Regions from separate parts of the Homo sapiens genome. Here region 2 is linked to region 1. Evidence: chromatin contacts called from ENCODE Hi-C data. All regions are on one chromosome and are shown on one strand. The core of a region is the stretch at or near the end of the contact, and the rest is flanking DNA. Distances in the headings are between cores, read along the strand shown.

Region 1 (2,700 bases), core at 116-2,615:
ATGAACAATGATTAGGCTAAAGGCCACATCTCCTGATTTGGCCCTTCCTTTTATGCTTCTGTCTAATGTAACTATCGTCACATTTGCTTCCCCAGTGGAAGACTGTGCTGTCACAACTCCTAATCACGGCCATGTCTAAGGATTCAAACAGGAGGGGAAAGTTGATGTTAAAGAAGAGGCTCTTATTTATCCACATACAGATTGAGAACAGGCTCAGAAAGCAAATGCAGAGAGAATACATGACAAGTTAATGGCGTTTTGATAAAAACAGAATTTTTGAATTTTGCCTGAAGGTGACAGGCTGATTTCCATCAAATTTTTTAAGAAAGTCATTCCACTCTTCACATTTAATAAGACAGCTATTGATCGATAATTCCAAGATGATGATATGTCTCTAAAAGTGACACAAAGATTCTGTTATTTCCCATTTCTAAGCCCCAGTGATGAATATGCTTTCTCAATCAAGTTTAAAGAAAATTTGAGCTTTCAAATGTGAGAGTCATATTTCACCCAAGTATGAGATGCCTAATGCCACCTCCACCCCCCACTCCAGAAGCTTAATGCCGTCACCTAAACTCGTGCTATAGGAAATGAATTACAGAAGCAATCTACCCTAATTTGTTAACTTATTCAAATAACAGTTATTATACTTAACTATGCTAAAGATTATCTTTTTTGTGGCAGATTGTTTATTTTTTGATGAGCCTAATTACTGATTTTCTAAAAGTAATTTACATTTATTACAAATACATCTTTTAAAATGTGACAGATAAATGTTGTTCCCATAATGTATTATGAAAAAAGTTACTATTTAAAAACACATTATTTAATTTGAAAGATGAATGGCAAACATCATTATTTTTTTTTCCTGCAACACCTGTGCCCTAAGCTTATTAAAATGTGTGATTCTGTGTAGAGCTGCTAGAAATGGGGACTAAGGGGGGGCATCTATACCATATATACCCTAAAAATAAACTCAGTATGCAAAATTGAAGAAAGGCATCCCACTTACTAATATAGCTCAACTAATTTTCTGTGTTTCAGACTCTATTTACAATTGGCTGCAAGTGAGAACAAAAGTAGGAGAGAGAGAAATGTATTTTCTGTGAAACATGTCCACCCTATAATCACATTCTCCATCAGTATGCAGTAAAACTGACCATTAAGGGAGAGTAACTGCAATTCCATAAGCTGCTTCAAAACAAGTCCTATTAGAACCGATTGTACTGCTGGCTCTGCCAACCTCCGCAGAAGGGCTGGTAGAGCCTGGCTGATTTTGTTTTCTGAAAGGGGATAAAGGCTTGAAAGCAACACCACTCTGAGCATGACATCATGTGACTGTGACCCTCAAGTCACCAGTCATGCTGAGATCTGGAGCTCCAGAAGCTCTGGCACTGGAGAAGCCTTTGCGAAGCACTCTCCCTTTTTTGATCCTCTGGGAATTTCTTCTCTCTCTTACATAGACGTAGAATTGAAATGAAATGTAAATGATGAGCAGCTCCATCTTTAGACTTGGAGGAAGTGAATGTGCTGGTGGATCTGTGTAACCCTCACATTTTACAAGCAGGGACAATGTCAAACTAGCAGCCAGCCCGTCTGCCAGTCAGCAGTATTTTTTGTTAAGCCCCGGTGATGCCTGGCCTTATCTCGGGCAAAGGGAGAAACAGCCAGATTTTACTTCTGCAGAACTCACATCGCCCCCAAGTGACTTGTTATAGGCCTAGAGCCATTTAAATAGCCATATTTACTGGTCCTATTCAGGATTTTTTTCAGTATCATGTGGACAAAACATCTGGATGCCTGAAATTTTTACCAGACGTTAGCATTGGATAACTGGGTATAAATAGTCACATATTGTTAAAATACTATCAACCAGGACAAATTATTTAATCTCAAAATGTTGACATGCCTTCAGTATTTAATGTCAAGAATACATAGTAAAAATTGTTTGATAAATATGAGGTTTCATGTCTACAAGAGCTTAATTGTTGTCATTGTTCTTACTACAAGTTCAGAAAAAGAAAAAGAAAAAGCTGTGCTTTTTAAAGACATTTGAAAACCATCAGTGGTGATGCTCTTTTTATCAGGACAGTAAAATTCACCAAATTCCATTTGCTTGGTTTTTTTTTTTTTCCAGAACTAAGTTTTCAGATGATGAAATGATTATAATGCCACCCAGAAGAGATATAACTTAGAATAGCAGATAGAGTCTGCAACAGTAACAAAAATGTTTTCCAGATTTTCAAATGTTTTTTATTTACTGTGTTCTAATTAAAAACCCACTGAAACTGCTTGAGAAGTTTTAACATGATCTAACAGTATGCATTTGCACTGATTTCCAGGCATACTGCTGTGCTTTTCACTATTTTCATTTTTGTGTCATGTTTCTATAAAAATAGAGGGGTCAGTTACAGCAAATCACATCAAAGGAAAGGTAACTGGATAGATCCAGATCTTTCTGCCTAATTTGGAGGAAGCACATAATGTATGTCTGGAGTGCCTCCTAGGACCTGCCTCAGAGATGTACTTTGCGCTAATCTTTTTGCTGTATTCTGACAGTTATTTCTTCATAATCCTCATCATAAGCCTCTGATCTTTGATGAATGGTTTAACCCTAAACTTCAGGCTGGATAAATCCCGTGGTATAAAAATTTAACTCATCATATGCGGCCAGTGTGTGCTTTTTCTTTTCCTTTTGGT
Region 2 (2,700 bases), core at 134-2,633, 110 kb after region 1:
ATGTATATCTTGTCCATAACACTCTCCACTCCAGTTCATTTCTCATTCTCTCCTACCTGTAGAGTGTACTCCAAAGAGAACTTAAACACCATCATGCAGATTAAACACCTCTACCACGAAAAACATTTATGTGTTCCTTTGGAAGTTTCCAACTCCCAGCCCTACTTTACTGGAGTCGTAGAGACCGAATGGAGGACCCCTTTTCAGGTCTTTATTTTTTTCTTAAGCTTAAAGTCAAATGCAGAACCTCACACAGGACTGATGTTTTCCATCAGGCGCTTTCATTCATTCAAAGTGGAAATGCTTTGGGAGTCCTTTCTACTTGCCTGGTTGACACATGACTGACCCAAGTCTCTGCGTAAAAAGCTGTCCACACGCTTCTGATTGGTTTAGTGGAGAAAACGCTCTGACCAGGGTCTACCCAGGTAACAGGATTCTAGCCCGGGCCCTGCACTGAGTAGCCAGCCTTTCTCTAGGCCTTGCTGAACTGTCAAACCGGGGTGCGGCTGGGCTAGATCCCAGAGGGTGGCAGTCCGGTCCCAAGTCCCGGGACCCGAGTCGGGAGGGGCTTCTGTATGTGAGTTTAAACGCGCGGGGATTCACCTGTGAACCCTGGGGTCTGCACTCCTGTACGTCCGTGACTGATGCAGATGCTCCGGCTTTGGGAACGCTGCTGAGAGCGCCAGAGCCACAAGGTGCTTGTGCTGCTGCTGCACCGCCCACGGGGCTCTTGGGCCCATCTGCTTGGGCCAGCGCACCCCCCATCCGTATTGATTTCCGCTGCCCCCAAGGAGCTCCCGGGACTGTGTCCTGCCCCAGCTCGCTCCTGTGGCCTCCCAGTTCCTTTTTCTGTTTCTTTCTTTCCTCCTGGCTGCAATACTCCAGAGAAGGGAAGTGTTTGAAACTGCAACTGAGTGGCGTTGTTGCGCCGGCAGCCGAGCCTCCCAGTCCCCCAACGAGAAAGAGAGAGAGAGAGAGAGAGAGAGAAATTGAGAGAGAGAGAGAGAGAGAGAGAGAGAGAGAGAGAGAAGGGGGGGGAGGTGTGTGTCTGCGTACGAGAGAGCGCTCTGGAGCAAAGCAGCTGGAAAATGCCCAGAAATACTTTCACAGCGGTCAAGCTGGAACCCCCCGCGTGTCCTCCCCCTTCCCGCTCCTCCCGGCCTAGACCCCGCGCCCCCCGCAGGGAGGGTGTGCGCCCCACCTGCCACCGGGCTGCTCCGGGTGGTAGAAAGGGGTGACGGGGGACGGGGGCGGGGGCGGGTGGCGGCGCGGGGGTGAGAACCCGGAGGCGGCGGGGCCCTGGGCCGGGCTGCCCGCGGGACCGCGCGGCCGCCTCCCCCCGCCGCCGCCGCCGCCTCCCCCTCCTCCTCCTCCGCCGCCGCCGCCGGTCGCCTGTCTCCGCGCCGGGCATGCCTCGGGAGCCGGGGCGGCCCGGGCCGCGGGCGCTCTGCGGCGCATGGACGGCGGCGGCGCCGGGCGAGCAGCGGGAGGAGAAGGCGCAGGCGGCGGCGGAAGCGGCGACCCACGGCTGGGAGCACCGGCGGCGCGAGGGGACGGCCGGCCGCCCGCGAGGCTCCGGCCCCACTACTTTTCCGTAGCCTCCCCACCTCAGCAGCACGGCCGCCGCCGCCGCCGCCGCCGCCGCCACGGCCACGGCCACGGCCCCGGCCCCGGCCACCGCCCGCCGGGCAGCCCAGAGCGCCGCGCACGGCCGCACTCTCCCGCCACCCCACGCACACGCACACCCCCGCCCGCCCACGCCCCCCACCCGGGAGGGGGGAGAGAGGCAAAAAGTAAGAGAGGAAAAAAAATAGCAGGAAGATGGCGCCCACCAAGCCCAGCTTTCAGCAGGATCCTTCCAGGCGAGAACGGTAACACTTTTCTGTTTATTGAACCTGCCGCCGGGCCGCTGCTCCCGCCGCCGCCGCCTCCGCCGCCGAGGGCCCCTCTCCGCAGCCCGCCCGCCTCCTGGGCCGCGAGCCCGCGGGGACCTCGTCTGGGCGCAGCGCTCGCCCGGGGCCCCGCGCATTGTCCCCGCGGCGGCTGCGGCAGCGAGAGGCTCTGGCGGCGGCCGGGCTCTCTGAGCAGTCGCACCTCCTCGGCTCGGCGAATAGAGTGACTCACTGACAAAAAAAAAAAAAAAAAGAAGAAAGAAACAGAAAAGAGAAAAAGAAAAAGAAACAAACAGATGCGAAGGCGCTGCCGTGTGACGGGAGCAGCAGCGAGGGTGGGGGGCCGGGGATCCCCGGGGCCGCCGCAGGTCCCCTAGCAGCTGCTCTCGAGGAAGGGAATGAGGCTGGGGAGGGGGAGGGAAGGCGGCGAGCAGGGGGAGGAGGCGAGGAGCAGGAGGAGGAGGCCGGGGGCGGGGAGCGCGGAGCTCGCGCCAGGCCCGGAATGTGTCGCGGAGGGGCCGGCTCCGTCTCCGCGCGAGCAGCTAGGCCGGGCCGAGCCCAGAGGAGCGCGGCCGCCGCCTCCCTGCCTCCCGGGCTGCGCCCTCCGCTCGGCAACTTGTGGGTCTCCCGCTCTGCCCTCCGCTCTCATCTTCCCCTCCTCTCCATACCCCTCCCAAAGGAAAAAGAAAAATAAAGAAGAAAACCCTCAAATCCAAATAAGCAAACAAACAGCGAGATCCAAAATGTGTCAGCAGTTGGAGCATCTATGCCCCGTTAGTTACTGTTTGGGGATCTGTGTTTTAAAAAG

What was found. Hi-C counts contacts between places; a loop is a spot of excess contacts on that map. Pooled maps may share reads with other maps.
Region 2: a map of esophagus muscularis mucosa shows a loop between it and region 1 (3-fold over the local background). The contact joins the promoter of NPAS3 here to the enhancer-like site in region 1. A Hi-C loop is called at or near these places in 8 of 168 maps with a recorded cell type or tissue (dorsolateral prefrontal cortex, esophagus muscularis mucosa, head of caudate nucleus and 4 more) and 5 of 50 pooled maps.

Annotation. Positions count from the first base shown.
Region 1 is chr14:32,825,231-32,827,930 of GRCh38, forward strand. The region is part of intron 13 of AKAP6 (A-kinase anchoring protein 6); the gene reads left to right. Among named protein-coding and RNA genes, the nearest start is that of NPAS3, 110 kb to the right of the region's middle. Within about 2 kb of position 1,366, at least 4 of the 41 ENCODE cell types and tissues checked have a DNase peak (open chromatin) inside an H3K27ac peak, as active enhancers do; they include dorsolateral prefrontal cortex, where a contact is called at or near this core.
Region 2 is chr14:32,937,496-32,940,195 of GRCh38, forward strand. NPAS3 (neuronal PAS domain protein 3) reads left to right here and starts at 1,384. Exons shown (of 12, transcript NM_001164749.2): 1 at 1,384-1,871. The coding sequence starts at 1,822.